Linked DNA regions of Mus musculus: region 1 is linked to region 2. Evidence: chromatin loops called from intact Hi-C (ENCODE). Cell type or tissue: gastrocnemius. All regions are shown on one strand. Links, peaks and the distances in the headings refer to the core of each region. The heading gives the core; the rest is flanking DNA.

Region 1 (11,635 bases), core at 2,090-10,089, 130 kb before region 2:
GGTGATTGCTCACTGGTAAAGCACTTACTGCTTTTCCAGTGGTCCCAAGTTCCCTTCCCACCACCTATGTCCGGTAGCTTATATCACCTGTAATTCCAGCTTTGGGGAATCCATGGAGCTGGCCTCTGTAAGTATCCACACACACCCGGACACACACACACACACACACACACACACATACATAATTTAAAAGAATATATAAATAAAATTTTTTAAAAAAAACTAGAGACTACGAAGCAAAAAAAAAAAGCATCATATATGTCTGTATAACTGCTCATGTGTGGGTCTGCGTGTATTCTAGTCTGCTCGAAGAGATTTCAAGAGATACTAATCGTGTGGGTGAATCTGGGGCTAATCAAGAATCCTTTGCAGGAATGTTCCAAAATTACCACATGCCTTTTTTGGGCAGGCAATTTGACAATGATCTATTAAAATGTAAAAATGTGGGCCAGTAAGATGGCTTAGCAGGTAGGGGTGCTTGCTACCAAGCCCGATGACCTGAATTTAATCTCATGTGGTAGAAGAAGAGAGCCGACTCCTAAAAGTTGTCCTCTGACCTTCGTAGGTGCACCAGGGCATGTACTCCCTCCAATCCCCTGCAACACACACACACACACACACACACACACACACATGCACACGCACACACATGCCTTAGCCTCATGAGTGCTGGACTTGTGGGTGTGAGTCACTACATCTGGTGAGGATCTGCTTTAAAAGAAGTATAGAGTTGGGAGTGGTGGCGCACGCCTATAAACCCAGCACTTGGGAGGCAGAGGCAGGCAGATTTCTGAGTTCGAGGCCAGATGGTCTACAAAGTGAGTTCCAGGACAGCCAGGGATATACAGAGAAACCCTGTCTCGAAAAACAAAAAAAAACAAAAAGTATAGAAAGACCCCCTAGGGATGGGATGTAGATACGGGAAGACATCAAAAATATATTTAGTTGAAAGAGTCCTTAGAAATATGATGCTATGACCCTATGCTGGTAATAGCTAAGTGACACAGAGGCTGGAGAGACAGGTTGGCAGCTAAGAGTACTTGATGCTCTGAGTTTGAGGCCAGCCTGGTCTAGAGCCTGAGTTCAGGACAGCCAGGACTACACAGAGAAACTGTGTCTTAAAACAAACTAGCAAGCAAGCAACAACAAAAAGAGCAATGATGATCTTGGGAAAGACCCACGCTTGGTTCCTGGCCATCCAAATATTTTCTGTAATATCATGTCTGAATCCATGAGTGGGGAAGGAGACTGCACATTAAGGAAAGTGAGGATGCATAGCCCATAACAGACAGACATGGAAGACTAAAGCAAGCTTGGTGGCAAGCCGTGAGAAGCACGCTGTGTGAGAGACATGCACTGTATTTTATTCCAGAAGAACTGTATTTCCAGAGACACTAAAGTTCCCCCAACATTGTGGAGTGAACCTAGAGTCTCTCACACACTGTTACTGTATCCCCATCCTCTTACACACACACACACACACACACACACACACACACACACCTTCTTATTTTAAGACAAGGTTGCACTAAGTCACCCTATCTGGCCTTGCACTTACCCTGTGCCCAGTGGGCCTTGAATTTGTGATCCTCCTGCCTCAGCCTCCTCAGTGGCTATTATCAGCCTATCTGATCACACGCTGGTTCTCTAGAAGGAACTGCACAGAGGCAGCACTGACATCAGCCTGGAGAGTTAGAGCCATGTGGTGAGTATGGAGATGAGGCTGTCCACAGTGGGGTCCAGAAAGCAGGAATGGAAGACAGTGGGTCACTGGATGCCAGGGCTGTACAGAGGGAGGGTAGAGAGAGTCTCTTCTGACTGGGAGACAACATCGGTGTTTCAGGGTAGAATCCCGCCCCAACCTGCTCTGCAGCCCAAAAGGATGCTATTTCGGAACAACTTTCCAGGAGAGTGGCCTTCAGGTAAAGAAGGCACCTTTAGTAATCTTTGTGGACACACTTGCCAGGTGCTGATTCTGACAACCTGCTGGCCCTTGTGCCAGGCTGTCAGGAAGTTCACCAGGGCCATAGTCCCTTCTGTCTAAGACACATTCTTGAACAGAACCCAGGACAAAGCCATTTAGCATAGAGACAGAAGAAAGACAGTGAGTGGGAAGGGATTTCATTTTATTTTAAATCTTTTTTTAAAAAAAAAGATTTATTTAATGTATATGAGTACACTGTAGCTGTACTGATGGTTGTGAGCCACCATGTGGTTGTTGGGAATTTGAACTCAGGACCTCTGCTCGCTCCAGCCCAAAGATTTATTTATTATTATATCTAAATACACTGTAGCTGCCTTCAGACACACCAGAAGAGGGCGTCAGAACTCATTACAGAGGGTGGTGAGCCACCATGTGGTTGCTGGGACTTGAACTCAGGACCTTCGGAAGAGCAGTCAGTGCTCTTAACTGCTGAGCCAACTCTCCAGCCTGGGGATTTCATTTTATAAAGTGGATGATGGGCCCTGTGGCCCTCTGCTCCAGTCTCTGGATCCAGAACTGTGATGCCCCCGCCCCCCCCCCTCCACTGTCTTTGTGAACAATGAGGGCAGCTGTGGGGCCTGAGGGCTGTGGGGCCCTGCAGTCCTATACCTGATGTCAGGGCTCCCTGTAGCATCTGCCTCCTGCCTGCTGACAGCCCCTTGATAGGGCAAAAATAGCCCTGTCACCCTCACTTTCCTCTGTCACACACGTCAACAACTTGCCTTGGCATCGGGTCCATCCTTTTTCTTTGCCATAACAGCGAAGCCCCCACTGTCTGTGCCAAATACAGACTCATCTGTCACCTTGACCAGCAGATTAGGAGCAACTCTGACTGTAGAAGTTTCTGGAAGGGTAATGCTTAGGAGCTCAATAGAGCTAGTCATAAAACCAGAGGCCTTTTGGCTGAGCCCGGGGTGGCTGGAGGGACAGTGTCTACTGTGGATAGACGTCACTGAGGGAGTGTCAGGGCGTCATGGGCCTGGCTTCCCTCTCTCAGCTCAGCTTATCTTAACCTGCAGCTGGCCTCGGGCTCTTTGGGAGTAGCCTGAGAGGGGTTTCTGCTGGTCCCATTCTAATAGGAAACCCTCTGGACAGAGTGAACTGGCTATGGTAGGTGGGGCCTGAGAAATAACTGGTCAGCTAAGAGCAAAGAACTTCCCTGTTCTCACCAGCTCTTCCTTTCCCCCTTGCCTACTCAGCCTTCCGGGACTCTTTAAACCTAAAGACTCAGAGCCTCTAGTACCAGCCAAAACACTGCCCCATTTACATTAGTGATGAACTTCGGTTAATCTGTAACCAATGAAAGATGTGGACTTTGAAATCAAAGCAGGGGGTCAAATTCAGCTTTACCACTTATCGGGCAATAGAAGATGTGTGAGCCTCGGTAACCGTCAGGTTCTCTGTCACTGGGATGCTCTGACCATACAGATACTGTGTTGTCATGAAACCACACTAGTGTCCTGGGTTATTGGGAGGAAGTGCCACTGGAGCTCAGGGCATTCACTGCTGATCTGCCTCTCCAGTCCTGAGGATGGAAGCCAGGGCTGTGGGCTGTCAGGAGAACGCTCTATCCCTGAGCTACAACCCCAGTCTTGTTTTGGATTTGAGACAGTTTTACTGAGTTACTCAGGCTAGCTTCAAACTTGAAATCTTTAGCCTCTCTAATGTCGGGGATTCCATGCTACATTGTCACACCCAGCTACTCTGACTCACCTCAGGAATATCCAACAAAATGGTCCTGAACAACAGGACAACACTATCAGGCATTCTGGCTCCTGGGTCCAGATCCTTAGGGAGACAATACTTGCTGAAGCACAGCGATTCACTCCTGGATTCATGATCGATTATATCTGTCTGTTCTGTTTAAGATGGGATCAGTCGCACCGTGTCGTTTCGCTCAGGCTTGTCTCACACTCCTTGCTCCCTGACCCTGTCTCTCCGGCAGCTCAGATTAGAGGCCTGCAGCCAGGTTCTTGACTTGGAGCTCTAAAAGAAAAATTAATTTTGAGGCAGATGTGGAGGTGCACGTCTACAGTGCCAGCACTTGGGAGGCTGAGGCAGAAGGATTATGAACTTGACATCAGCCTGCACTTTAAAACAAAACCCTTTCTCAATAAATAACTCAATAGATAAATAAGCTGGAGAGACAAGTCGTTATGAAAGAGCAAGCCTGGCTTGTCTTGCTCCCTTCCGCTCTCACTGTGTGACGCTCTTTCTTTTCCCTCTGTCTTGTGTGCTTTCTTGCCACATGGTGCTACCTACCTACCATGAGTCCCTCAGCAGAAGCCAAGTCAATGCCGTGCCTTTACATATTTACAGATTAGAGTTAAACTCCTTTCTCTCTCTCTCTTTCTCTCTCTCTCTTTCTTTCTTTCTTTCTTTCTTTCTTTCTTTCTTTCTTTCTTTCTTTTCTTCCTTCCTTCTTTCCTTCCTTCCTTCCTTCCTTCTTCCTTCTTCCCTCCCTCCCTCCTTCCTTTCTTTCTCTGTCTCTCTCTATCTCTTCCTTTCTTCCTTTCTTCCTTTCTTTCTTTCTTTCTTTCTTTCTTTCTTTCTTTCTTTCTTTCTTTCTTTCTTTCTTTCTTCTTTCCTTTCTCTCTCTCTCTCTCTCTCTCTCTCTCTCTCTCTCTCTCTTTCTTTCTTTCTTTCTTTCTTTTTCAAGACAGGGTTTCATGTAGCTCAGGTAGGCTTCAGACTCACTGAGTAGCCAGGCTGACTTTGAACTCCTGATTCTGCTACCTCTACTGCCAAAGTTCTAGGGTTAGAGGCATGTGCAACCATAGACATAGGCAACCACTCTTCTTTATCAAGTACCCAGCACAGGACATTTTGTGACAGCAACACAAACCAGGTCATGACGTCATTCCTCTCCACTGTAAAATTACTTCCCTATATTTACACTCTACTTGGGATGAGGGGAGTAAATTCAGCCCACACTAAAGAAGAATAACTCCTAAAAATGTTCACGATGGCTGTCTCATGTGAACATTTACATCCTGTCTCATGTAATCGAGCTCTATCCCGTTCACCCACACTACAGTCGGTAAATATGTCTCAATTCCTCCTAGCCTACCTTGCAATTTATGTGTTACACAAGTCAAGCCACTTGTCCTGTAGAGCCACTCATGGTGAGGTATTTAGCCTGCAAAATGACCTCCTGGTGTTCACACCCTATTCTGTCCCTTCCCACACTGGGTCTGGCTCATCTGCTCAACCAACAGGAATGCTGTATTTCTGGTGTTGTGCAGTTTTCAGGGCAGTGTCATAGGAGGCATTGTTCCCGTTTTGCTGTCTTTTGAATTCCTCGCCCTGGGAACCAGCTGCCACGTCATCAGCCTAGCATCCTATGGAAATGGCAAGAGACTGAACCTTGAACAGGAAGCAGCACTCCTTGGCCAACCTGCCAGCTTTGTGCACGGGTCTTCCTTTTCTCTTTTTGGAAACAGAGTTTAGCTTTGTTGGCCAAGCTGCCTCAAACTCCTGGGAAGCAATCCTCCTGCCTCAGGAGTGAGGGGGACTGCAGGTATGGAGCACTGGTTCAGACTTGAGTGAGCAAGCAGAAAAGTGGCCCCTTTCGAGGGTCTGGGTCTGGCTGACGTCCTGAATGCAATCCCGTGGGCTTCAAAGGCAGAGCCACTCCTGAATCCCAACCCACAGAAGCTCACTGCTCCTCTGCTGGCTGTGTTGCCTGTGCCCACCGGCTAGATCTAGACCGGCGTTAGACTTAGGATGCATTTGGGGGAGGAGTTGTTTTACCAGCACACTGAACACACAATTCTCCATTACAGGTATGTTCCTCTCAGCCTAGTGAAATGTCATGGTGTACTATCAGTCTATATCTTTGCTCCATCATGCCCGATCTCCTTTTGACATCCCTGTTTGATATCCCCAGCTTTACCACATCGGGCTTAGGTATGGGTTTTCAGCGCCTCCTTTCCCTTTCTTTGTGTGCATGGTATATGGATGTGTGCGTGTGGGGCTGCGTGGGTGCGGGCGGGTGCACATGCCTCTCTGAGGATGCACACAGAGAGCACAGGGTTGCATGTCTTCCTTAACTGCTCCATGGAAGACAGGCCGCACTTCCTCAAAGGGATTCACATGGGTGACCATTCCTGGGTATCCACTCAAGGAAGGAAAACGTGTCCAGTGAGCCACACTTGTTATCCCAGCAATCTGGGAGGCTGAGGCAGAAGGAGCACTATGATTTCAAGGAGAGCTTGACTTCATAATGATTTTGAAGAAGATTCTGGAATAGATTTTTTTGTTTGTTTGTTTGCTTTGTTTATGTTTTTTCGAGACAAGGTTTCTCTGTGTAGCCCTGGCTGTCCTGGAACTCACTCTGTAGACCAGGCTGGCCTCAAACTCAGAAATCCACCTGCCTCTGCCTCCCGAGTGCTGGGATTAAAGGCGTACGCCACCACACCCAGCTGGAATAGATTTTTTTTTAAAGAAAAAAAAAAAAAAGCAATCCTTGTCCTTATAGACATAATCAAGGAGAAGAAGGATCCAGCAAGATGGCTCAGTGGGTAAAAGTTGAGCTCATTCCACCAAGTCTGCTGACCTGCGTTGGCTTCCCAGAACCTTTCTGTGGAGAGAGACCAACCATCTTACCCTCTACACGCACAGTCATGGACTTCTGACACCCACCAAGCAAACAAAATAAATACCTACATACATAAACATAACAGTTATTTTCCAATTAAAAAAAAGGGCGGGGGAGAACCAGGCTGGGATGTAGCTCCGATGGTACGTATTTGTCTAGCACACACTAGGTACTGGGTTCAACCCTCTGCCTTGCATAAGGTGGACATGGCGGCAACACCTACAATCCCAACACTTGGTGGGGAAAAAAAAAAAAAAGAAGGGTGGTAAATTCAAGGTCATCCTCCACTCTGTAGCCCTTCCAGTTAGCTTACACCTTAGAGAAAGAACCTAGACACTTCTTGGTGCCATGAGGAGTAAGACAAGACATTCTCCCTGCTTCTCTGAAATGCACTGCTCCTCAGGCTGTGAGCCAATGGGGCTTCAAAACACTGTGCTAAGCAAGTAGCTGGACACAGAAGGCCCGAAGTACTGCCCAGTTGGGGAAAAGCTGCAGAGACAAGAGACAGGTTAGCAGATGCCTAGGACTAGAAGCAAGAAGAACATGAGAGTGAGATTTCCTCCTGCCTGCCTGCCTGCCTTCCTTTTTCTGCCTTTGGAAACAGCCTTACACTGTAGCCCAAACCTGCTTGAAACTCACTAAGTAGCCCAGAAGAGCCTCAACCTGTGGCAATCCTCCTGTCCCCAGGCGTCTGGTAAGGGCCCTTCCCCTATGCATGGTGGCCTGCTGATGGCCCAGTCTTGTGCTGGAGCCACAGCTGCAGTGGGTCTGTTGTGACCCTGTCCAGAAGATCCTGTTTTGGAGCACTCTGCCCCAGCTTTTCACATTGGTTTTGTCCCCTTCTCCATGATATTCTCTGAGGAGACACTTGGAGCAGCTGTGAGTCTCTGCACAAACTGGCCAGTGGCGACATTGACCACAGAGACCATGAGCAAAAATAAATCCCTCCTGGTTTAAGTTATTGCCCACCCCCTTCTCAGGAAGAATAATTAATCCACACACTGCAAGGAAGCAACAGACTGGGCAGCAATTGTACCGCCTGTCCCTTAAGTTATTTCTGTCAGGTATTTCTGTCACTATGATGAGAAGTCTAACACAGTAATCTACATGTGATCTTAGCCAAAGGCTGAAAAGTGATTGAAAAGCTTTCATCACAAATCTTTTTTAAAAATTGCTCTGAATAAAGTGGCATGTGTAACACCAGCTGTGTGTATTTATGACTTCAATTTTTCTCTTTTAGGTAATTCCTCACTCTGTAGCTCAGGCTGGCCTGAGACTCACTTGGTAGACCAGGCTGGCCTGGATCTTGTGATCCTCTGGCTCCAGGCTCCCCAGTGCTGGGATTACAGACAGATGGCAGGGCTAAGAATCTCAGTACTCTGGGATAAATCAAAACCCTGTCATAGATGAAGTAGGTTGGTTTCTAGGATGTTCTAGGTTGTGGGCTCCTGGGTGATGTCCATGTTCTGGCATCTGTGTGACCTTAGGAGAGTCAGTTGGGTCAGGAGGGTTGCCTGTGCCTCCATGTCTTGTGTATAGAAGGAGAACAATGACAATGTCTTCCTACGAAAGCTGGAAGTGTGTACAGGGCTTGTGGGAAGTACGCTGTTATCCTCTGCCGTCTCATGGCTGGGCTGTTGGAGTATCTGTTATGTCTCCCATTACATACTCTCCCACTGAGAACACAGTGACGTATAAGAACTCTAACCTGACCCTGACAGACTTACAGGTAATGAGGAGCCAGTGGGGGAAAGCAGATCAGAGAAACAGAGCATAAAGGCCAAGAGGGATCACATACATAAAGTAAGGAGATATTTTATACCATAGGTTCCTGACTTCAAGTGACTCAACTTTGATTTAATTTTTTAAAAGTCTTTCTTTTTTTTATAAAGATTTATTTACTCATTTTAATGTATATGAAATGTTGCTATCTTCAGACACATCAGAAGAGGGTGTCAGATATCATTATAGATGATGATGAGCCACCATGTGGTTGTTGGGATTTGAACTCAGGACCTCTGGAAGAGCAGTCAGTACACTTAACCGCTGAGCCATCTCTCCAGCACCAAAAAGTGTTTCTTATTATTGTTTGTGAGGCTGGCATGTGTGTGTGGGCAGAGTTAAGATGACAGGTTTCAGGGACTGGTCTCCTTCCAACCAGGGGATCAAGAGGCAGCAAGTGTCTCCCACCCCTTCTCTGCTAAGCCATCTTGCTGGCCCCAGCTTTCGATTTTTTTACTTCCCCTTAGAGCAAACAGTCATAAGTATTCAGTAGAAAACACCTGGCACTCATTACTCTGCTGTGCCACCTCTATACAATCCACAAATTCTGACAGTGCTGGGACACAGCCAAGGGCAACCTGTAGAGCTGGGATGGTCAGGTGTTTGTTACTGAAGGCACACTTTTACGTCATGAAATTTCCCATTCAATGGCAGGCTTTGGGGCTGTATCTTCCTGGTAAGTAGAGGTTGAATCAGAACATAGGATGGAGTAAAGGGATTTTACTGGAAACGGGGCACAGTAGCACACATCTGTAATCCCAGCACTTGGGATCATGGTGGGGTCGAGGGCAGTCTACACTGCATAGTGCAACTTGGTCTTAAACAGCTATGTACGTGTGGATGGGGGGGGGGGTTGAGATAATGCAGGGCAACTGAAGTTCTTTCCTCTTGCCATTGACCAAAATTCCATTAAAGCTAGGTCTCTTAGGGGTCAAAGAAAAGAAAGTATTTTGGAATTGATCATAGTGTCCGGGGACTTATAATAGAGTTTCTGTTACCGATATACACTTCTCTCTTTTGATTTAATTTTGACTTTTGACAGAGCTGAGGATGGAACCTAGAGCCTCACAAAGATGACACTCTCCCTCTGAGCCACAGTCCAGCCCCTAATGAGTCAGGGAGAGTCTTGTAGGCTATTGCATCTCTGAAGATGAAGCTAACAACACTAGGAGTGTGAATCAACATGGCGCCACGGTGTGTGTGTGTGGTATGGTGTGGGGAGGACCACTGGATTTGAGAGGTGAGGTCTGAAAGCCCTTGCAGTGGGGAAGCCCTCTAATGTACTGCTGCTCTGCCCCTGTGAAGCACCTTTCAGGATCCCAGCAGGATTTGTCTTTGGAACTGTTTTGTTGGTGTGAGTGGGAGATCCCCTCCTGAGACAAATTAACTGTCCATGTATGAAAACAGTTCACAGGCATCTGCAGATAAGCTTCCTGTCAAGAGATGAGCTTGTTAATCAATGGGGTGATAAAGAGCTGCTCACGGGCAGAGTCCATGCACGGCTGCAGTGTGCAAGCCTGTAGCTGTCATTCTCTCTGTGTGTACATAAGTGCAGATGGGGCTTTGCCAATGACCTGTCGTTAGAGTGCTTATGTTTCCCTACTTGACTGTAGCTCATGGATCCTCCTCATGCACTTCCCTTGGGTCATGGGTAAGAGTGCCAGATCCTCTGTTTATTAGGGAGCAATGTCTACAACTATTACCCCCATTCTCGCTTTCTCTAACTCTACCAAGGGTTGACTGGGATAGTCAGTGGTGCCAGCCTGTATGTATATACAGACAGTGAATGGTATGGACCTAGCCACCGGCCACTTCAAAGAAAGAGTTCACTAGTGACTCAGCCTAGACTGGTGAGGAGAAAGGGAGGGAGATGGTCACACCTCTCCAGGAATTTTAGTCCGTGGTCACGGATTCTATTGCTTGTGAGTCTGTGGGGAGGCAATGAGAGATAGCAGGCAGCATGGGTACAGTGTAGCGGCCAAGAAGTAAAGAGAGAAAGATGTTAGGGACAAGACAGACAAGACAGTCCCTGAGGACACACTGTTCAATTGTGTCCTAAGTTTCTATTGTCTCCCAAATGCCTGTCAAACTAAGGGTTCGTCAACAAAGGTGTTCACTGATGGGTCAGACCTGCTTGGTATGGCTGCAATAGGGACTAAGCATTCACATTCAGGTCTGGGGGACGCTTTTGGTCTACCCCATAACAGCACCCAGAATACACTCTTCTACTGGGTCATCACCTCTAGTGATGGACACCACTGCCCTAACAGAAAGTTTAATCATCTATAGGTTCATAATTAAAAAAAATACTTTGGACAAGAATGTATTTTTTTAAAGAGTTTCTTATTTATTTATTACATGTAAGTACCCTGTAGCTGTCTTCAGACACTCCAGAAGAAGGCGTCAGGTCTCATTACGGATGGTTGTGAGCCACCATGTGGTTGCTGGGAATTGAACTCAGGATCTTCGGAAGAGCAGTCAGTGCTCTTAACCACTGAGCCATCTCTCCAGCCCCGAATGTATTTTTTTTATAAGTAGAAAAATGTTGAAGTAGACAAGATATAAATTTCAAAAGTATCTCCTGTTCGGTCAATTTGTTTTCAAAAGCCTTAACAAAAGCCATACTTCCCAAGCCAGATGTGATGGTTCAAAGCTGTGTACCCAGCACACAGGAAAGGAAGGCAGGAGGATTTTGAGTTTGAGGCTAGCCTGGGCTATACAAGTTCCAGGCCAGGTTGCCCTTCCCACTTTAAGCAGTAGTGCCATTGTAGAAACCAATCCTAGGAAAAGAATCAGGGATTCTTTAGAAATGTTCATTATGACAAGTTTACTAGGGTTTGTTTTTGTTTTGAGGAGTCTCCCATAGCTCAAGCTAGCTCAAGCTGACTTTGTGTCTAAGGCTATCCCTGGCCTCCTTGTCCTCCTGCCTCCATCTCCCAAGTGTTCGATGTACCACCAGGTACAGCTCATATGACGTTTTATAATAGTGAAAACTGGGTACATCTAGTAGTAGGAATTAAGTAAATAAATTAGATTATAGTCATGATGGGCTATTGTTATTGGTTATTTGTGTCATAGATTAGATATAGATATGATAAAGATCTAGACATAGATATAGATAATATAATATCAGACCTTATATAAATTCCAGATATCATCCAAATAATTTCAAATTGTCCCAGATGTGGGACTCTAATGCAGTATATGTGGAGTAAAGGTTAAATATAAAAATGTTAGCTATTGTTATTTCTGAGGAGTCAGATTATAGA
Region 2 (11,635 bases), core at 1,692-9,691:
GGACTTGGTTTGTAGCCAGGTTATTCTAGTTGAGAGGAGTTTCTGATGATTAATTTAAGAAAATCATTGAACAATAGTAAGGTAAATAATAGCACACTTAATTCTCACGAAGGACCTTTAAAACTGCCTTTCTAAGTCCAGCATGGTAGCCCACAATTGTCATGACAATACTTGGTAGACTGAGGACAATTGTTGTAAACTAGAGGCCAACCAGGATGACATAGTAAATTCCAGGCCAGCCTAGGAAAAATGCACTACAAAAAAGCAAGTATTTCATGCACTACATTCCTACCGAAGATTGTTCTTTTTATTTTTAATTCATATTGAGCTGGGCATCCTATATTTTATCTGCTATGTGACAAGAGCTACCATATTGATAATAAAGGTACGGATTGTCTTATTTCTTGCAAAGCTTCTCAAAGTTATAGATGCCTGTAAAATCTCAATCAATGAGGAAAAGTGATAATGATTTTGTTTTTGGAATCATTTGACTTCTGAAAGGAAGACCACTCCAGGACTACTAAACTAATGTAATTCATATTAACAATTGTTTCCTGGATGCCTTGTCCATACAAACAAAGAGATACTCATTTGTGATTCCCAGGACCTGTGCCCACTTTAGTTGGTGCCTTGTTGGCCTGAGTGTTAATGTTTGAATACCATTCCTAGCTGTGGGGAAAGTGAGAAAGAGTAAGCCTTGAGAGCTTCCACTCCAGGAGATCAAAACCCGAGGAAGAAATCAGATACTTAATTTTACTTTATTTCATGTTGCTTTGTCTAATTAATTATTTAATAGCTGGTGCTGCGGATTGGATCTAGAGCCCGAAAGAAGCTATCATATGCTCCACTACTAAGCTCCTTCCTTCTGAAAAAGGAGCAAAGTAAAAAAGGGTTTAGCTATATAACAAATTCTAAGTGATGTATACATACATATATATATATATATATATATATATATATACATATATATATATATATATACACATATATACTCACATACACATATGTGCAGTTAGCCATAGAGGGACTCACTGGTGGGCAAGGGTTGTTTGGGAGTTTTGTTTTGTTAAGGTCTCAGAAAGTCTTCTCAGCTTTCCTTTCAAGGACTTGACAAACTGCAAATGCTTTAGACCCTTGTGGAATTAAATCAAGATGGGTAGTATTTGTACTTGTGGAATCCAAGAAAAATTTCCCTGCTGTCTGCAGAGAACTGATTTTTCCACCACCAACTACTCAAACTGTCCTCCCTTGAGGGTCATCTAGCCCTTGTTCTGCCCACACTACTGCAATGAAATTGCTGATTAAAACTTATCCACCCTTTTCTTCATCTCTACTCCTAGATGGCAGCCTCTCTCTCTTTCCCAGTATTGCTTTCTAGAAATCAACAAACCAAAAATTTCCCATGATTTTTGAGCTTAGACCATGACTAATAGCTGAACAGCATTTTGTACTGAGGAATTCTTGAAGCTGTAATGCTGCCTGGCTTTGAGTTTTTCTCCAGGAGTGAATAGCAGGGGAGTCAAGAGATCATACCCATCTCTGGAGGCAGCCAGCATCCAAGCAGTCCAGGATATAAACATGGATACCTGGAGCTGGGCAGTGGTGGTGCATGCCTTTAATTCCAGCACTTGGGAGGCAGAGGCAGGTGGATTTCTGAGTTCGAGGCCAGCCTGGGCTACAGAGTGAGTTCCAGGACAGCCAGGACTACACAGAGAAACCCTGTCTCAAACAAAACAAAACAAAACAAAACAAACAAAAAAGATGGATGCTTGGCCTCTTTCAGGGTAACTTTGCATTCGTTTCAGAAGTTCAGCACATGCTTCTATTACAACAGCATGGCAGGTGACTACATCCCTTCGTTAGTTCTGCCTCCCATCTTCCCCATGGTGGTAGTAATCATTCTGAACTCCCGTTAAAACCCTAGGACCTAGCCACTTGGCTTTAATCTCAATATTTTTGAGGTAGAGGCAGGTAGATCTCTGTGAGTTCAATGCCAGCCTTGCCTACAGAGCCAGTTCTAGGACAGCCAGTGCTACATAATAGAGAGACCCTATCTGAAAAAACAAACACAAACAAACAATTCTCAAAATCAAACCAAACCAAACCAAACGAAAACCCAGGAACCAATCAGCCTTGCACGTACATCAACTTACAGGGCTCTTTCTGGGGAAGCTTACCTAAGATGTACGTTGTTGAAACATCTCTTAAGTAACCATTCAGATTCTTAGGACAAATTTCAAGGTTTGTCAAGGCTGGGTTTTTTTTTCTACTGCTTAGGAGAAATGAGGGCTTGTTTGCCCCCTTTTCAGAGAGATGTGCAAACATTACAGAGGCAGAAGAATGAGTGGTTTTTGGGAATGAGAATGGAAATCTCCCTCATTGCTTGCATTAAGTCAGATGAGCAGACTGGCAGGTGCCTGTAGTTCATCTTCCTTTTCCTCTGTGAAATGCAGACCCAGGGAGATCTGCAGATTTTTAAATGCCCTTGAGCTGACCCAAGCCTGACAAACAAAGTAATCACCATTACAGAGAAGGGGTGAAGGGGTCCTATGGACCAATTTCACCCTCTGCAAGGAGTAACCACTTCCCCTTTCCTCCTTCCTCTAAGCTGCTTCTCATTTGTCCTCCTAACTAGATACTCCTGCAAGACTAGAAGCTGCTCTTAGGAGCCTTGGGAGTGGACTTGACACCTCTGATTCATAATAACTTAACCCTGTGGAATTTGACTAATATCTCTCAGCTGTCATTCATTCATCTCTCCTCATGGCTTTGTCTGTTAACTCAGCTTAGTTGCAAAAAGGGAAATTCCCACTCCTAGTCGGGTGGAGGTTCCTCTGTAGACCATGCACCATCCTGTATATCACATTAGCTTCTTAAATTTCACAATAACCAAAGGTATATTACACCTGCTTTTTTTTTTCTCTTTCTGAACACACAGAACACCAGAGGTCAATCAAAGAGTTATTTAATTTGTTTATTTAATCTGCATGTGTGTGTGTTTGCCGTACTAGGGATCTGACACAAGAAGGCCATACGCACGGCAGCATGCGTTCGGCCACTGAGCTGCATTCCCAATCCATAATTTAGTTCTCTGAGAAGTGTAACCTCCTCTTCTACAGAAGTTAAATCAGCTTAGTGTACTTGGGCATGTGAAGCAGTGGCTTTGGATAATCCTAATGTTGCCAGTGTTAGTATTGGTAGAGTTTTGTTTTAGTAATGATCAGCTTGGTTTTCTTCCTAAATGCTCTACAGTCTTAGCTATCCTAATGCGATGTGTGGGTCAGAAAAAGCTTCTGAAATTGGCATGGTCTATGAACAACTACTCAACAGCCTTGTTGTTTCATTGATTAATTGATCCACTAATTAATTAAAGAGGGTCTTCGGTGCTCATAGATGTCAGAAGAGGGCATTGGGGGCCCTGGAGCTGGAGTTACAGACAGTTGTGAGCCACCATGCGAGTGCTGGGAATCAAACTAGGGTCCATTGGAAGAGCAATCAATGCTCTTAACCTCTGAGCCATCTCTCCACATTAATCTGTTTACTCCTTAGGGTTTTGCTTATAAAGTGAAGATTAAAAAGCTTACTTCCTGTGAAGTAGTTACGAAGTTCAGATAGGCCTGTTTGTGTAAAGATCTTGACATATAAGTAACTGTCTGATCAATGGTAGACATTATTTTACAGAACAAAGTGAGTGAAGACTGAAAAAAAAAAAAGGAAACGTGCTGACCTCTTTTTAAACGTTTCTGACAAGTTAATATTAATTGTATAGCAAGACTTCTCTATGTGAAGTTTATCTAGATACACTGAGTCAAGGAATCATAAATAAAACCAAATCATTTTAGAAGGTGATCTATGACACAGAGGTGAAAATAAGGGATAATGAAATTTGAGGGAAGAGGAGATTATTTCTAGATAAAGAAGTCAGAGGGGTTTCTTGACTGACATTCATACTTGAAGTTGAGATCCATACTATCCAGCATTCAACCTGTACATAGTGAGCTTTTGTAAAACAGTAAACACAAGCGAGAGCTTAAAAGAAGGCCAAGCACAGTTGGGAATGACAGGAATGAAACAAAACTCATTCACACGCAAGTCAAAGGAACATGGAAAAGGAGGGAAAAAAAAGAAAAAAGAAAAAAAAAAAAAAAAAGGGAAAGAGGCCCTCCATAAGCCACATCCAGGAAGCTACCGGGAACTGTACCATACTCTAGATCAAGTATGTGTTCAGTTCATTTCAGCCACTGTCTACCTTAAAGCTGTTGCCGACTTTTATTGCCTGTAAGTTATCAATGGGAAGAGAGAAGCATGAATCAACACACTGAAGAAGAAAAACAGATTTGCATTCTTGGTCACCCAAATGCCAGTGCTTCAGATGTTCATTCTGAGTGCATTTGTGTATACTAAGCTCTTCCACACACTTCTTTCTTCCTTTCTTTCTTTCTTTCTTTCTTTCTTTCTTTCTTTCTTTCTTTCTTGGCTTTTTTAAGACAGGGTTTCTCTGTATAACCCTGGCTGTCCGTTCCACACACTTCTATTTAGTCTCTTGCTGGTTTGTGTGGACGGGAGAGAACTTGAAAACAAACTCCAGAGAAAGGGAAAGTATGATCTGGAATTATAGTCAAGAATAACAGGGAACTTAGTACGGATTTAATCATTATAAAGAGAGATGAACATGTGAGCGTAGTAAATCTCCATACTATAGTTCAACCTTTAAGTCTAACCGTCCCACACAGCGACGATACTCACCATTGTATCTGTTTTCCTAGTAAAGCTAAGTAGGAAAAGTTGTCATGTGGATAAGTGTGGTTTTTAAAGTCAATGATTAGTAGGTTATTTATAATGACTAGGTATTCTTGCTTGAAATGATGTGTTGACAGGTCATGGCTATATTATATATATTAAGGAAGTTGTGCCCATTGTCATGTGACCAAAGTTGCAGGGTTTAGTAAATAAGAATAAGCAACAACGATAAAATTGTTTCAGAACCACCTGGACAGAAATATCCTAATTTCTTTTTATAGAAACAAACATACAATAAATAAAAAAAAAACTGTGATTTACTGGTCTTTTAAAAACCCACCACTGTATAATTAAGTTTCTTTGTGTTATAAACAAAGTTTTCTCTGGTAAAGCAACTTTGAGAAAATTATAATCAACAGTCTTAAGAAGTACAAGAAAAATGCACTTCATAGTTACTTCTTCATTTGCTGACATTAGATTTATCACTGGAGATAAACCACTAATTAAATGTACTAAAACAGACTTACCATTAATAAAGTGAACTAATGATTTTCTAAAACAGTAGAGCACTAATATTTCAGTATTCTTCCTGCCCCTTCTGCACTTGTATTTCAAACTGTTCACAACCTGCCTTCTTTATTAAATCTAACAGCCATAGGGTTCAAACAAACACTAAAACTTACATGGTAGATTTCGGCAAGAAAAAAAAAAAGGAAACGTGCTGACTTCTTTTTAAACGTTTCTGATAAGTTAATATTAATTGTATAGCAAGACTTCTCTATGCGAAGTTTATCTAGATACACTGAGTCAAGGAATCTTCCGTTTAGCCGCTTCCAAATCACTCAGAGATCCTCTCATATAGTCTTGGACAAGGAAAACGCGCTTCAGAGCTCGCTCCAGTCCTGGGCTGCGACTGCAGCGTATTCACGCTCGGGTGCGGTTGCGTACGTTTAAGCGCTTCCCGCTCTCACCGGTTGGGTTAAGACTTGTAACTGCCATCTGGCTCATAAATTTGGTTTCCTACTCTGTCTGGTGCCCCCTGGTGCTCATCACAACTATAATCTTACGTAGTAGCAAAGGTGGTCCAGGAAGCACTAAAGATATTTTGAAGAGAAGAATTCCATTACTGTAAACTGCACGGATCTAGGTTTCCGGAGATCCGCGCCTTGGTATAAATTACATATGTGTACATATGCAAGTGTAGTACAGAAAGGGGATGTTTTACTGAGCCACCGAGGCAGGGTATAAGAAAACAAAAGGAAAATAATTTTTACTCAAATATAGAGGCAAAAGTCAACTATGTCCTCTCAAGTTTGTAATCAAAGATTAAAGATGTAGAATATCTTCGAACTCGACCTCCTCCCATGCTTGTCACCCGCCTCTCCCCGCCCCCTACACCTCCCGTTCCCGTTAAGTTTCCGGCAAAGCAAAGAGGTTCGCTCTGATCCTGGGTTTTATTTAGTAGGCAGCCCATCTTTGCAGCCAAAGTACTTGTTTGGAAACTGGAGATGAGCATGCGGCTTTAGTTGTTGTGAAGAAGAGAAGGATGGAATATATTTTGTTTACCCTCACCCATCTAATCAACAGTGATGGTATGTGCACTCTTCACAAAGTTTTCTGGGAGTCTTCGAATTCAGGCTCAGGTTATTCAGCTTTACCTCCTTCTCCACTCCCACACCCCTAGTCACAACACTAAGGAGGCTCTCCATTAAAGACGAACAACATCATTTTTCATTGCATGGCAGCTCTACGAGCTATCTAAGCAGAACATGACGGAAGTCTCTCATTCTCTCCTTTCTTTTCTTCTCCTTTCTTCTCTTCTTTTGCAATTGATTCCTAAATAATGATTTTGATAGCGAGCACTGAGTTTGGAACGGAATTGAGCGACCCACGATGACGCTCCCATCAGGCTTTCAGATGGGGCGGTTTTCAAAAAAAGGAACTACAATTCCCAGGAGGCACCAGGCTAGAGCAATCGCAGGGCATCACGGAAGTAGTAGGCGCGTTCCTCCCGGGTTCCTTTCACGGTTTTCACCGCGAAACTACAAATCCCATCGTGCCTCGAGCTCGGCACGCCTGCGCGAGAGCCCCCCGAGCGCGATGTGGGCGGGGCCGCCCCGGGCGGCGGGGGGCGGGGTCCAAGCGGGCTGTGTGGAGGCTTCAGACATCGGCGCCATTTAAAGCGGAGAGTTTTCCCGGGCGGACGCGCTCCTTCTGCTCGGCTATTCCGTACTCCCTTCTTCGCTGACAGAAGGCGCCTAGTGGGGTGACTGCTCTTTTTCTCTCCCTCTCCCCCTCCTCCCAGTTCTTTCGGTCTCCTCTCCTCCTGGCCAGAGAAGTAGCGGAGCCCGGGCCCCGCGGTGAGCGGCCCTCCCCTCCCCACAGTTCCCTCCCTCCTCTGCCCCCGGCGCCGGCCAGAGAGGGGAAGAGGTTCGCCAGGCCCGGGGCGGGCGGGGAGGCCTCGGGGACGGGGGGGGCCGCTCCTCAGGCTTCGAGGCTTCGAGGCTTCGGCCCTCAGCATCTAGTGATGGGCGCCCTCTGAGACTGGTCCCCTCTCCGGGGCGCGTGCTGCCTGAGGCGGCGGCCGAGCGAGCGAGCGAGCGAGCGAGCGACCGGGAACCCGGGCCGCGGCCCTCCTTCCCCTGCGCGGCCCCTCCCACTCCTGTGCCCCGGGCTGCCACCGCCCGGCGTCGGGGCTCGTCCCTCGCGCGCTGTGCCTCCGCCCTCAGGGCCTATCCCGCCGTGCTCGGCGGGCGGGCGGCGACGGCGGCAGCGGCAGCGGAGGGAGCTTAGCCGTCTTCACTTGGGTCGCATCCTCTCGCCCAGGAGCCAATTCCGCGCCCTGCTCCTCATGACTGCGGCGCTTCTGCTGCCCCAGCCCTACCGGCCTCCGCTCGCTGCAGGATGGATGCGGACTGTGCGGCGCTAACCCCCGTGGCTCCGCTCCCTCCTAGCCCGCCGACGAGCCCGCCCCGTGAGCCGCAGCAGCTTCGGTGCCAGCAGCAGCAGCCGCCGCAGCAGCCGGACTCAGTGTCCCGCGTCGCCCTCGGGGCGCCTTGTCAGTGCTGAGTGGGAGTCGTCCGGTGGTTCGGAGCCCGCCGTAGGAGCGCTGCCCAGCACTTCTTGGTGGCTTCTCCGGGTCACCCTTTTCCCTTTTCATTCATAAATCCGAGCCCGCATTCTTCACTCCATCGGACCGACCATGTCTGACGGTGCCGCCGAGAAGCAAAGCGGCACTCCGGGCTTCCTTACGCCTCCGGCGCCCGTCCCCAAGAATGGCTCAAGCTCCGATTCTTCCGTGGGCGAGAAACTGGGGGCTACGGTCGCCGACTCGGGAGTTGGCAGGACGGAGGAATATCGGCGCCGCCGGCACACTATGGACAAGGACAGTCGTGGGGCGGCCGCCACCACCACCCCCACGGAGCACCGATTCTTCCGCCGAAGCGTCATCTGCGACTCCAATGCCACCGCGTTGGAGCTGCCGGGCCTCCCTCTCTCTATCCCGCAACCTAGTGTACCTGCAGTGGTGCCCCAGAGTGCTCCACCCGAACCTCACAGAGAGGAAACTTTGACCGCCACCGTTGCTTCCCAGGTGTCTCAGCAACCCTCGGCTGCTGCCTCCCCTGGGGAACAAGCCGTTGTAGGCTCGGCCACCACGACCGTCCCCAGCAGTACCAGCAAAGACCGCCCGGTGTCCCAGCCCAGCCTCGTGGGGAGCAAAGAGGAGCCACCGCCGTCCAGAAGTGGAAGTGGCAGTGGTGGCGCCAGCGCCAAAGAGGCGCAGGAGGATAGGAGCCAGCAACAGGATGATATCGAAGAGCTGGAGACCAAGGCAGTGGGAATGTCCAATGACGGTCGCTTTCTCAAATTTGACATCGAAATCGGCAGAGGCTCCTTTAAGACAGTCTACAAAGGTCTGGACACCGAAACCACTGTGGAAGTCGCCTGGTGTGAATTGCAGGTAATGCCCCACCCCCTTTTTTCTTATTCGGTCGTTTGGATCCCAAATTTGGCTCTGTTAAGCCAGTTTGTCGAGTTCACTCTTTACTTGTAATTCTCTGACTCTGAGAGGGCGGGAAGACTAGTGTCCAAAGAGGTTGAAATTGGGAGATTGTGGAGCTTGTAGTTAGTTAGGTGTTTGGAAAAGATAGGAACTATTGGTGTCAAGAAGGATTGTTATCAGCCAGGGGTAAAAAGAGTCATTTAAGTACAAACTTGTGTGTTTAATGTCAGGCAGGAGACATGGAATTATTGGAAAAGGGTTTCCCTTCGTGTTGGGGATCGAAGAAGTGGGGCCTGGACAAGTGCTTTCCCACTGAGCTAAATATATCCTCAGCCTTTGGGAATTTTTTTTTTTTCTTTTGCTTTAAGTAAATATCAAACCTTTTTTTCCTGTACACTTCATTCTCTTCTAAGCCTCTGCAATAATGAACTGCCTTGTGTGTTTCCATCTCTAAAATCTGATTGTTAGACAAGACCCTGTACTTTTAAGGAACAACTTTCTTGATAGCAGAATATCATAGCATAGTAGCTAATAAAGGCATGCCTGGAAATCCCAACTACTTACTCTATTGGTCGAGGCAGGAGAGCCTCAAGTTCAAGGCCAGTCTGGCCTGGGTAGTGAGACACTGTCTTTTTTGTTTTGTTTTGTTTTGGTTTTTTCGAGACAGGATTTTGTATAGCCCTGGCTGTCCTGGAACTCATTCTGTAGACCAGGCTGGCCTCGAACTCAGAAATTCACCTGCCTCTGCCTCCCAAGTGCTGGGATTAAAGTCTTGCACCACCATCAAAACAACCACCCAGTCCCTGATTCCCAACTCTCTTTCCCTTTAAGTGCTTTCAGAGTAGGAAGGTACAGTATATACCTACCAATATAACCACCTACAGGTGCTTAAGCCTTATGGCTAGCTGTGATCTGACACTGTTCATTAGTCTGTCTTCATCCTATTCAGTCCATAGTGAATAGTAAAAGTCCATGCAAAATTGTATAAGTGCTTTGAAAGTTGTGATAATACCATCATTGTTGTAATATCTTATAAAAGACTTTTTGTGAGTGTCCCAAAGTATAGCCCAGACTGTCCTGAATTTGTTGATCCCTCTGCCTCAGCCTCCAGAGTATTAGAATTATAAGTTAATGCCACTATGCCAGGGATATAAAAGATTTTTAAATGAAACTTCCCAAGAGTCCGAGGGATTACAGTGCTTTCTTCCTTCCTTCCTTTTTTTTTTTAATCTCAGGGAAATTTTCAGGTTATAAATAAAGTGCAGGTATATGCTAGATTAGTTTGGACTACTAATTGCTTGAATTATAGCAATAAATAAATGTTATTATATTTATTATATAAATTTATATTTATATAAATAATATAATATAATATAATATAATATAATATATATTATAGCGATAAATAAATGTTATTATAAAGCATCTATATAAATATTGGTTTGTTAGCACTTGTTCACATCCAGAAATGAGCATGTATTTGTGGTGGAAGCAGAATTTCAGCTACATCATAGATGAAAGTGCCACTACTGATTTCTTGTCAAGAAAATGGACCAAACTGAAATAGGATTGGAAAGTAACTGAAATAATCTCAGAACTTGATTTACCCAAGAATTAATAAACAGCTTGGTTTCCAAATGTCCCAAGGTCATTTGAAATGTGAAAGGAATAATGTTTGGAATTTGCTTCTATGTGGTGGTGCATGCCTTTAATCCCGACACTCGGGAGGCAGAGGCAGGCGGATTTCTGAGTTGGAGGCCAGCCTGGTCTACAAAGTGAGTTCTAGGACAGCCAGGATTATACAGAGAAACCCTGTCTCAGAAAAAAAAAAAAATGGAGTTTGCTTCTAAATATCTAGTGAAGGTGAGCAATTACCCAGCTTCAACAATTATCAGCATATGATTGTTCACTTAAAGATAGTCGATTAAGCTTTCTCTTCCACTTCTCTATATGCTTGAAATTTATTTTCACCATTGGAAATGAGTGTTCGTTTTGTTTTTATTTTAAAAATGTGAAAGAACGTTAACTCAGCATGTGGAAGCAAACATGAAACTGGCAAGTTCTTGAACATAATTCCTTGAGTTCAACACTTAAAATGGAACTTCTAAGCACATTAATGAAGTAAAATAACCAAAAAAAAAATTACCCCTTGTTAATTTTATAACTGATAAGAGTTGGAAATGTGACAAATATTTATTTATTTATTTATTTATTTATTTAATATTTTGGTTTTTTTCAAAACAGGGTTTCTCTGTATAGCCTGGCTGTCCTGGAACTCACTCTGTAGACCAGGCTGGCCTCGAACTCAGAAATCCGCCTGCCTCTGCCTCCCAAGTGCTGGAATTAAAGGCGTGTGCCACCACTGCCTGGCCGTGACAGGTATTTTTTAAAAATTACTTTTAGCCGGGTGTGGTGGCACACGCCTTTAATCCCAGCACTTGGGAAGCAGAGGCAGGTGGATTTCTGAGTTCTAGGCCAGCCTGGTCTACAGAGTGAGTTCCAGGACAGCCAGGGCTATACAGAGAAACCCTGTCTCAAAAAACAAAAAAACAAACAAAATTACTTTTAGTAGGTTTATTTTGTTTTTTGAGATGGCTTTTTTTTTCCCTTACCCTATATTGTGAAGACTCATTGTGTACTCCAAGCTGGCCTTGAATCCATGATTCTTCTGCTGTAGCTTTTGGAGTATTGGTATTACAGGACCATGCCAGACAAACTTACCTTCATTGTTTGTTTGTTTGTTTGTTTGGTAAACTTGTCAAAATATGCCTCTCCTCCTACTGGGCAGTCATACTCAATAATTTAGATGAAACTGATTTATAGGAATTTTTGTACCAAGGATCTATTACTGATCCAGGAATTCAATTCTTCAATTACATTTGTTTTATTTAA

The links. Peaks named below come from ENCODE experiments on the same cell type or tissue, not always from the same donor. Only the 100,000 strongest peaks of a DNase experiment are listed, where the experiment ranks them.
Region 1: it touches region 2 in a loop (2.5-fold over the local background); 16 of 42 quality-filtered maps call a loop at or near these places.

The regions. Positions count from the first base shown.
Region 1 is chr6:120,166,025-120,177,659 of GRCm38, reverse strand. The region is part of intron 1 of Ninj2 (ninjurin 2); the gene reads right to left. Among named protein-coding and RNA genes, the nearest start is that of Gm25327, 28 kb to the right of the region's middle. In gastrocnemius, for the core only: no CTCF peak of the experiment used is centred there; no DNase peak of the experiment used is centred there; H3K27ac peaks cover 1,985 bases.
Region 2 is chr6:120,033,940-120,045,574 of GRCm38, reverse strand. It overlaps Wnk1 (WNK lysine deficient protein kinase 1), which reads left to right and starts at 6,920. Exons shown (of 28, transcript NM_001199084.1): 1 at 6,920-8,701. The coding sequence starts at 7,943. It overlaps Mir706 (microRNA 706), which reads left to right and starts at 11,264; the gene lies at 11,264-11,347. In gastrocnemius, for the core only: CTCF peaks have their summits at 5,800 (motif pointing left) and 8,421; DNase peaks (open chromatin) are centred at 7,434, 7,696, 8,175, 8,414 and 3 more places; H3K4me3 peaks cover 4,691 bases; H3K27ac peaks cover 5,084 bases.